Regions from separate parts of the Mus musculus genome. Here region 1 is linked to region 2. Evidence: chromatin contacts called from ENCODE Hi-C or POLR2A ChIA-PET data. All regions are on one chromosome and are shown on one strand. The core of a region is the stretch at or near the end of the contact, and the rest is flanking DNA. Distances in the headings are between cores, read along the strand shown. Region 1 holds the start of Cenpl (centromere protein L). Region 2 holds the start of Zbtb37 (zinc finger and BTB domain containing 37).

The links. Hi-C counts contacts between places; a loop is a spot of excess contacts on that map. ChIA-PET counts read pairs that join two places held with the same protein, here RNA polymerase II (POLR2A).
Region 1: a map of heart shows a loop between it and region 2 (4-fold over the local background). The contact joins the promoter of Cenpl here to the promoter of Zbtb37 in region 2. A Hi-C loop is called at or near these places in 9 of 37 maps with a recorded cell type or tissue (gastrocnemius, heart and left cerebral cortex). POLR2A ChIA-PET finds 5 or more read pairs at or near these places in 5 of 5 experiments (Patski and embryonic stem cell).

What each region holds. Positions count from the first base shown.
Region 1 is chr1:161,069,396-161,074,140 of GRCm38, reverse strand. It overlaps Cenpl (centromere protein L), which reads right to left and starts at 3,374. Exons shown (of 5, transcript NM_001159930.2): 1 at 2,785-3,374. It overlaps Dars2 (aspartyl-tRNA synthetase 2 (mitochondrial)), which reads left to right and starts at 3,481. Exons shown (of 17, transcript NM_172644.4): 1 at 3,481-4,148. The coding sequence starts at 4,025.
Region 2 is chr1:161,032,445-161,037,864 of GRCm38, reverse strand. Zbtb37 (zinc finger and BTB domain containing 37) reads left to right here and starts at 3,016. Exons shown (of 5, transcript NM_001356489.1): 1 at 3,016-3,087; 2 at 3,581-3,777; 3 at 5,104-5,420. The coding sequence starts at 5,132. Gas5 (growth arrest specific 5) reads right to left here and starts at 3,264. Exons shown (of 11, transcript NR_166052.1): 1 at 3,146-3,264; 2 at 2,061-2,113; 3 at 1,851-1,882; 4 at 1,621-1,657; 5 at 1,286-1,316; 6 at 1,013-1,045; 7 at 550-577; 8 at 318-360. LOC115487643 (a small nucleolar RNA gene) reads right to left here and starts at 2,471; the gene lies at 2,392-2,471. It overlaps LOC115487678 (a small nucleolar RNA gene), which reads right to left and starts at 2,015; the gene lies at 1,954-2,015. It also overlaps LOC115487638, LOC115487644, LOC115487677, LOC115487645 and a transcript of Dars2 not described here.

The DNA.
Region 1 (4,745 bases), core at 2,125-4,624, 36 kb before region 2:
CATGGAAAGACAGACCATTTATGACAACTGGCATGGTGGGTGGATAGCTCTCTTCCAGGGTCCCTGGAAGTTGGAAGACTCTAACAAGGGAGCAAAGGCTGTTATATCACAGTTAGCCCCCCTGTAGGGGGTGTGGAGATAAACCTGGTGGAGGAAGAAATGGGAAGGGGCGTGAGGCACCACAAGCTTCTGAAACTCCTTAAAGAGTCCAGATCTCCTGTACACAATGTATGATCTGACACCGCTCCCTGCACACAGAGAGACAACACAAAGGACCCAGGCTAGGACAGTGGCTACTTCCCCTGTCTTCACAGAAATCTCCACAGGTATAGGGGGGTGGAAGGACTGGCCCCTCCTCTACAGACTCACAGACACGCTCAAGGACAGGGTAGTCAGATTTGGCTAAACACAGGTTGCACCCCAATTTGCTCTTGAATACATAAACGAACCGTAATTAGCTAAATAAACTTATGTAATAAACAATAAAGTTAGGTGTGCACTCTGATGCTGGTCTCCAGAGTCTGAATCCAGAGCATCTTTGTGGGCTCTAGCTCCACTTTCCTCCCACTTCCTGGTCCCTGTTCTCAAACACCCCTTTCCTGAAGGAGGCTGCAAAGCAATAATAGCAACAGAATGACCAGTCACTACACTGGCCCCAGATCCCCAGGGAAAAAGAAAACCATGCTCCCAGGCTGGGGCACTGCTCACCCCTGCTGGCTTTGCCATTTAACAATCCCAGTTGCCAGGGCTGGTGAGATGGCTCTGCGGTTAAGAGCACTGATTGCTCTTCCAAAGGTCCTGAGTTCAAATCCCAGCACCACATGGTGGCTCACAACCATCTGTAATGAGATCCGATGTCCTCTTCTGGTGTGTCTGAAGACAGCTACAGTATACTTACATGTAACAATTAAGAATATATATATATAATCCCAGTAGCCAGAAAGATATGAGATTTCTAGTCTGAAAACTGGAAGGCATCTTTATAGACACAACCCCAGACCAGCAACATCCTGTAACCAGAACTTAACCTGCAGAGGAAATGCCTCCAGTAACTGTCAATGGATTTGATGGAACTGACAATGGAGTGGTTCCTGGAAAGCAAGATCTCTCTCTCTCTCTCTCTCTCTCTCTCTCTCTCTCTCTCTCTCTCTCTTACACACACACACACACACACACCTCAGGGGGCGTGGCTATTTCCTCCTCCACAGGAGTAGTGTGCCACAGGAGGGTGGTGACAACATTCTCTATGGAGGGTAAATCACCTGGAAGAGCCAGCTATCTATTTTAGGGGAGCAGTCATCTCTTGTCATTAATTCCTCCTGCTTTGGAACCTTCTTAGCTTTATCTGGATTCTCAAAACTCAAGTTAGACAGCCTGAGTTCAAATCCTGGAATCCGCACAGTAGGAGAGAACTGACCCCTGCACCTTGTCCTCTGACCACTGCACCCACACCGCACACACCACAGTACATGCACACACACAGAAGTATTAAAAAATAAAATCAAATAAAAAGCACCACAGACAGGGATGCAACATTTAAATAAGCATTTTTTCATTTTCCCACAGGCATAAAGTATTCCCATGATGTGAGCCTTGGCCACACTCCTGGTGAGCCTCCCACTAATGTGCACCTCAGTGGGTTTAGGTTAATGGCCCTCCCTGTCTTGTCCTTTCTCGTTGCTTTCAGGTGGTTTGGATTAAGAGTCCCACCTCCTGTCCTGCCTGCTTCCAGGACTTACAGAAGGACCTTCAGTGGGGGTCAGGAGGAACCAAGAACTGGGGCTGCTGCTACCAGGAGAAGTTCCTTCGGCTCTTATGCCTGTGGAGGTCCCAGGCCAACTTCTGGAAGACATCTTTATCTTTACAGACACCCTTGGCCTTCTCATCAGAGCAGTATTGGGTTTGGCAGGAGAGCTCCTAGTCTTTTTTATTATTTTTGACTTTACAAATTCTTCCTGTCCATAGCAGCCATGCAGGTCCCACTTATCCGAACCCCTCTGTTAAAAATCTTCCATCAACTGAACTTTCCTTCAGAAGGCAGCGTCTTCCCTCTGCCACCACCTCCTCCCGTTCTTCTCCCCACTTGTTTGCTATTTAGATAGGAGTCTTCATCAGTTCTGTTTATACAGAATCTTTCTTTAAAGTAGGCTAACTAGTACAATAACTGCTAAGTATACATTACTTTTCAGGCATGTTTGTAAGCACTTAACAAAGATTAAGCCTTTAACGAATATTCTTTTGTTTGGGGGTGTTTTGTTTATATCGAGTGACAGTCTCTCTGTGTAGCCCAGGTTGGCCTAGAACTCACGGCAATTCTCTTGCCTCAGCCTCCCTAGTCCTGGGACATATCTGGTACTACTGTTCACTCCTCAAACGACCCTATTAGTAAGTACGCTGCTATGTTGCCAGGTGACTGGAGGGAAAGGTTCTACGAATTTCTCAATTCTTCGCCTCCTTTGACTCTTATGCCCGTGGCAAAGGGTCCTATCAGCCTCTTTCTAGTATCCACGGAACTATATCTCTCATCAAATTCTCTTGTACTCAGTTCCTAACACACAACTAAAACTCAGTAGTTTTTCTTGTGGTTAGTCCATGAAGAAAGTCCCTGAGTTAGTCACTGCAATATTGCCACAAAAGTCAACCCACTGCTCCCATACTAACGCTCACGTTGACGTTAGCTTCCGTTTGTACACATCTTAAATACACAAAAGCATTGCAAAGACAACAGTCACACAACAGAAAGAAATGCAGTACACGGCCAGTCGAGGACCCAAAAGCTCTTACCAAAACTATGTCGTAAAGACACTGTCATCCACTCCGGATTCACGAATCATCCTTCAAGTTTTGCTCCAAGACTACGTCGAGACGAAAGGTTTTGGTTTTTTAAGAAGAAGAAAGTGGCCAAAATGACTGCTTAAGAGAGAACCGAAGCAATCCCCGGTGAGTTCAGAAGAGACATCAGGAGTCCTGGAGTGAACCTAGCTTCCCTCAGGCTCGAGCAAGACCTGCGACTTCCCCCGGGAGAGACAGCTCGGCTTCCCAAGCTGCCCGGCTCTATGATCCTCGCTCTTCGGAAGCTGGCGCCGGCCCACGAAAAACAGGGAGTCCCCAAAGACCCTTCTCCGGAGCTCTCCGGGGATCAAAGGTAGACTTGAAAGTTCCGCTCGTCTAGGCGCTTTTCCACACACGCCACGCCCTCCAGTTTAAAATCATTTCCCGACTTGCCCTGCGGCCGACTCGGAAAGCCTCGCCTGTGGCCCTCCGATTTCACGTAACTGAAAGCAACTGAAGTCGTCATTTTAACTGAGGGCAAGGCTTGGAAGGCTTCAATCAATAGCCTCAAATTCCCAATCCCCTATTGCGCCGCGTTGTTCTTCCGTTTTCCAACCGGTGCGAAACTTTCCCGCATACTGCCGCCCACAATAAACATGGCGGAGGCGCCCTCGTCCTGATTGGCCGGAATCCTTGCGTAACTTTGGCGCTCGCCGGGCGTCAGAGGGACTGGCTTGTGGATGTGGTTTGTGTCTGGGTTTGAACCTCAGAGCTGTTTGGATTTGTTCGTCTTCACCTTTCAGGAAAATCCAGGATGGGCCGCCAGGTTTGGGAAAGTTGAAACACGAGGCTGCACCTCCTTATATTTCTGCTTATGCCCTGGTCACCTTCGAGATACGTGGGAATAAAGGGAGGACGCGCGCCTGGTGGCCGGCCTTCCGGCTGGGGCGCTCTGGCACTGGCGCTGCTGTTGAGGCATCTTCGGGGCTCAGCCTTGTTTAATTAAAGTGGGAACTGATGCACTGAAGGAAGCAAAGGCTTTCCCCCTACCCACTCACCTAAGGTCTCTGGAGACCTTGCAGGTCAATCTACTTTGTAGATACTAGAACGTTCAGCGGAGCAGGGTCTGGATGCATTTGCGTGGGAACTAGAATTTTAAGGGTTCCCAGGTATTCCGAAAACCGAGTTTTGAGCACCACCACACCTGCAGCGTGGGATTCGTGATTGTCTCTCCGGATCCCGGGACTTCAACATGTATCTTGGTTTTTGGTTAAGTCGTCTATGCAGGGGTTTATCCAGACCCATCGGGAAGACCATGCGGCCAATCTGGGGTTCTCTTTCCAGAAATCTGGCGTTGAGTTCACAAAGAATTCCAGGTGAAGGCAGCTACGAGCTTCCGCCTGTTTTTGACAGCTTGTTTCCCTGATTCTAACTGCATTTTAATACCAGGTCATTCATTCTCTTGATTAGTTATAATTAAGGTCCCCCCCTTGATTATAAAAAAAAAGTAGATAGCCTGTGTAGTGTATACTATTAGTAGAAAAACTAAAGTAATAATTTAAATAAAATCTTTTCTAATAGTTTATTGATTTACAAATGATTGTTATAAACTATACTTGTACTAAAGTTAAATACTAACTGCACTGTCAAGCAGGTAATTTCTAAAATTATATGTCACTTACCAAAATGGACAGCTACCATTTTATGTCCCTTCAAGTGCTAGTTTATGTACAAGGTTTAGATTTTTAAACAGAAGGCAAAATTTTCCTTTGGGGCAGTTATTTGCTTGGGCCTTGACACTTGTGCAGGTAAACACAATAGGGATATTGTATAATCTAGGCTATTTTATAAACTACATCAGACCTACAAGATGGCTCAGTGGCTTCAGGCACTTCCTGCCAAGCCTGAGTACCAGAGTTGACTCCCAAAACTCACACTGTGAATGGAAGAAGAGAACAGAATCCAACAAGTTG
Region 2 (5,420 bases), core at 1,767-4,266:
TTTATAGTTTCAATCGTCATACCCTAGGGAACTTATGTATTTTTCACAATAAAATTGTCCTACTGGGTTAAGTCAGTGGCACAGCACATGCCACCTTAGCATCAGGCTTTGGCCTCATCACTTGGGACTCTTATCTTGTATTTCCTAATACTATTCAAGGAAAACTCTTTAAAACATTACAGCCAGATACATCAGATAGGAGCGAAAGACATGATTGTTCATCAGAGTTAAGTCTGCTGAACTATGTTATCATCATGGTATCGGCTTGTTTGGAAGGGGTTGAAAGTAACTAATACATGCACATTTCAAAGACTTACCATTGTGTTTGCAGTGCCTTCACTTGAGGTGACCCATTAATACCTGTAAGAAATTACACTCCGTTTAGAAATATGTATTTGTAAAGTATATTTACTGATGTCCTTAAATACTGTTTCAGCTTAACAATCAATCTTCAATCTTATTCAGAGAGATTCCCATCTGTTTAACTTTATTGATCATCACTAACAGTACCTTAATTCATATAGTAAATACCAAACTTACAATGCTTACCTTTCTTTATTCAAACCATTATTTGTACCTGAAAAAAATTTAAGGCACCATTTAGTACTGATGGTAGCACATGCATGTTCAAAAGCTAAATGTTATGCAGTAAATACTGCAAATGACTGGAGGGAATTCAAGGCCCCCAATGGCTTCTTACCCAAGCAAGCCAGCCAAATGAACAAGCATGCAACCAGTTAACTAGAATTAAAAGAAAATACCTCTTACAAATATGCTAAACATCATTCGACTATTCTTAGTTGCCTGCCACAAGGTTCTTCAGTGTTAAAAATTGTCTACAAGTTATTTTCAGCTCAGACATTTGATCAACATCATTACAAGAACCCAGAGTGTTGTCCAAAACACACCTATCTAAACATCCGTAAGACAATGCATGCTGGAGTTTTGATGATTCAAAGTCTCTGCATGTCCCTTTGTACTGACCCAAATTCAAGTGTTTTTCAATACTTACCTTTCAAACTGTCTATCCAGCCTCAAACTCCACCTAGAAAAAAACATTAAAGAGCTTTTCAATGCAGTCAACAGATTTGAGTTTGCCCCACAATAAATGTCAAGGAAGCCCACCATCAGATAGAGCTAATAAGATCTTCAGGTAGTCAGTATTTGTTCGTCATCATGCAGGCTGTGTTCAGCTATGACCAGGATGGAACACGTGGCCAGTATTTGGCAGAGTGCAACAAAGCCAAGCCTGTTTAGCATCTACAATTCCTTTAGTTTGACTTACCATTTCATTTTCTGGTCTTCTATTCTAGCACCTACAACAAACAAATAGTTAAAGCTGCCCGGTTAGGCCCCTGACTCAGCACTTAAGATGGGGGAACCAGAGTCCACCAAATAGGGGGTAAATGCGTTAACGACCACTAGCTCCCACATATCAAAAACCAGCCTCCTCAGATACGCAGAAACAATGCCCTGACTTCAGACTTCCCACCCACTCCTCTATCTACAATTGCTCTCAGGGAACAATACATTCAATGTGTGGGTTGAGGGATCTTTAGTGCTCATTTGCCATTGGGTATTCCTTGTAATGGGACCACATGCACACACAAAATTGCTTACATTGCGCTCGCTCTGTTATCCAGCTTCCTGACGAGTCCTGGGGGGGGGGAATCTTTATGTAAAAACTGCTTACTCTGTAAGTAGCCCCCAAATCATTATTTTGTGTGCCTCAGTTATAATCATGGTGGTTTAAAGCTATCGTCACCCCAGCTGTCAAGAGTAGCAAATATGATGTCATCATTGTGGCACTGTCCTTTCAACCTAACTTCTCATTACTATTCAGTACTCACCTCGTAAGCCTTCATCCTCCTTTGCCACAGAACTGGAAATAAGAGATGTGAACAGTCAGTCCCCTTCTTCACGGAACTAAACCCTTTCCAGTAGCTGAATTAAAGCCTCAGAAAAGTGTTTTTCAGAAATCCCTTCTGTCCACTACTCTCATACCATCATGGGCTTTGTGGTCATTATGTTCTAGTCATGCCCCTCCCCCACTGAGTTACCTGGCTGTGAGATCCCACAAGATGTCCCATCACAGAGGTCCACACTGCCATTCCTAAGAAAAATGTTAATCTTTAGTAGTTCTACTTCCACAAAATGGACCTGTCTTACAAAGAACTCCGTCCACATAGGCACTGTTGAGTTGCACATATCCAGCAGTTACATATAAGTCTCTAATCCAGGTACTTCCCAAGAGCAATCGTCCTCTTTGTTAGTGACTAAGGCCTGCTGGCAATCTCTAGCAAAAGCCTTCATCCCATGGTGATCGCGAAAGAAACACCGCGTGGCTTCGCATTCCACCCCCGTTGAACCGTGCACGAGGTGACTCAGCATGCTCTGCCATCAGAATCGTTGGTATTCATCAACAAGCTCAGTTGTCCCTACCAACATAGCCTTCATCATAGCATGAACACGCATGCTGAGTCGTCTTTGTCTGGTGTCCAGACCAAAACCCAATGCTATTTTATGTCACAAATACACGCAGAACCAACCTCCTAAAGTTTCCAGCTTGTGCCCTGAACTAAGCTCACCGGCTGCGCCGGGAATCCCACCAGCTTCCAGTGCTTCAGCCTCCAAGGCCCGAAGCCATAACATACTCAGGAAATTGCATACCTGCTCAGAATGCCGCACAGCTCCGAAAGGCTGAGATGGCGGCTGAGTCGAGTATATAAGGTCTTCGTGACGTCAAGACGCAAAGCTGCTTGCTGCGTCCACTTAAACCCCGCCCCTCACACGCCCTCAGACTCCTCCTCAAGCCCCACCTTCTTCAGGCCCACAAAACTTTCCCTCTGGCCACGCCCCCGAGAGCCCGGAGGGCGGAGTTGCCGCGGGCACGATAGGCCCGCCCTCCGCCTCCCTGAGGAGTACAGGCTGAGGGGAGGGGGCTCCTGCAAGGAAAGCGCTGGGGGTGGGGCGGGGTGAGGGTGACTGATTTCCTTCCGGCACGTCGCTCGCTCCGGAGGAGGGGGCGGGGGGTTTCACTTCCGGGACGGTGTTCCGGCCCATTCCGGCCCATTTCCACCCCCGGAGGTAGGTGCTGCTCCTTGACTGGGCTCGTTCCCCGCACCCCCGCCCCGTTAGCTCATACCCGACGCTCCCGGGCCGCGTCTGGGTTGCAGCCAGCTCCTGCGGCGCTCAGTCGCTGCCCCACCTCCCCTCCCAGCACTCGGCGACCTTCCGCCCCTTTGGCTCCGGGCTGTCGAGCTCGCGGGCCCGCCCCCTTGGCGAGCCCCTCCCTCAGGACCCCGCGCGCGCGCCGGGGCCACACCCAGACACACCCCCGCCCCGGCAACCTCCGCCGCCCTAGACCGATCCCGGGGCGCCGCCCCCTTCCCGGTCCCGCGCCTCACCTGTGCGCCCGCAACTCCCTTGCCGCGGGGCTCTGCTCCTGTCGAGCTTCCCGGCATCTGTGCCACCTCCTCGCTTAGCCAGGTCCCCCTTTTCCCATGCTTCTTGACACTGATAGAGGCCTCCCCAGTACCCGACTGGCCAACCCCAGCGTTCCCGATTCTCCCTTTTACAGCTCTCGCCCCTTCAGTGCCGACGCTAGAGAAAGACTTTACTCCAGGGGCTTCCTCCTCACTGGGGAATCGCTGGAAAGAGCAAACAAAAAAGGCGCTGGTGTAGGCTCCAAAATAAACATCTGAATTCGTGATGGCATCGACAGAGGCACTTAATGGATTAAAAGTTTCAAAACAAACAATAACGCTTTGGAAAAAGGTCAGATTGGTTAAAGTTGCGTCTTGAAAGCCGTGTTTGCACTTACCTGTTTACTCAATAAGTGTATTGTAAATGCGAGGTGATAAAGTGAGCTTGTCCGGACTACTTCCTGGTGTGCTGTGTAGTCTCATAAATTTAGAGAAACATTGGATGCACGGTGAGCCTAAATCCTTGTGGTATACTGGAACTACCCTCAACTAATTAAGACTATTTGATGCAATTGCAGTCTTTGTGGTGTGAAATTTCAGGCTTTATTTTTGTCAGCAGCTGTGGGAAACCAACTTTCCCAGTCAAAGTAGCATCACCACTTTGGAATACCCAAGTTTCAAGTTTGTTGGGGAGAAAAAGTATTACTTAGTTTTTGCTAACTCTGGCAACTAGGCCACAAATTCTCTGCATGTGAATTGAATGCTGACAGGGCTGTGGAATGTTTCTCAGAGTCACCTCAGAGTCCCATATTCAAAAAGTGGGAGCTCAAACTGGTAAGCTTAAAAATATGGGCCTAATCGGGCATGGTAGTCAAACACCTCTAACACGAGCATTCTTTAATCTCAGCAGAAGCAGTCAGCTCTTTTTGAGTTAGAAACCAGATGGTCTACATAGTGAGTTCCAGGAATAGCCTGGGCTTCATAGACCCTGTCAAAAACAAATATCTGGTGGGTGGCTTAATTCTAGCATTCCTGGAGGTAGATCGCTAAGTTCCAGGCTAGTCTGGTCTACTGAGCAAGTTATAGGGCATCCAGAGCTATATAGAGGGACACTGTCTCATGGGGAAAAGTAGTGATAATAGCGACCATTCATGTAGGATATTAGACTTTATACCCAATCTGTATGTGTTTGATGCCCCTTCTTAGTGAACTCCTGTCTTTATTTTATATAGTCTACTAATAAAGTATGGGCATAGCTTGAATTTTTCGCAGTGTAGCAGTCACTTTTTTGTGTGTTAATTACATTTTACAGTGAAATCTAAAATACCTTGTACCAGGCTCGGCAGCTTACAGTAATCCTAGCACTTAGGAGGTAGGATCAGGAGTTTGAGGCCAGCCTTATTACTAACAAAACACCTGCTGGCAATTCTGTTTCTACATCCAAACATAAGGAAGATCTCTCTTTCTATATGAAGAATTCTTTTTTTCTCCCTGAGACAAGATTTCACTTATTTAGCCCATACTCATGATTCTCCTGCCTCTTCGGTTTTCCAAGCGCTAAAATTACGTATGTGTAGCTGGCACTCATGGAAAGATTTTCCATTTGTAGGGATGTTTGAACTAAAAAGCACAAAGGGAGTCAAACTAGTACTAAGACTGTGCTTTGCTCTTTCAGCAGGGTTGAATGTCTGCCTGTGCTTTCAGGCATGACCATGGAGAAAAGTGGGAACATACAATTGGAGATCCCCGACTTCAGCAACTCTGTTCTGAGCCATCTCAACCAGCTACGAATGCAAGGCCGGCTCTGTGATATTGTGGTCAATGTGCAAGGACAAGCTTTTCGGGCTCACAAAGTAGTACTGGCTGCCAGCTCCCCTTATTTCCGGGATCACATGTCCTTGAATGAAATGAGTACTGTGTCCATTTCTGTCATCAAGAACCCTACTGTTTTTGAGCAACTTCTTTCTTTCTGTTACACAGGGCGGATATGCCTGC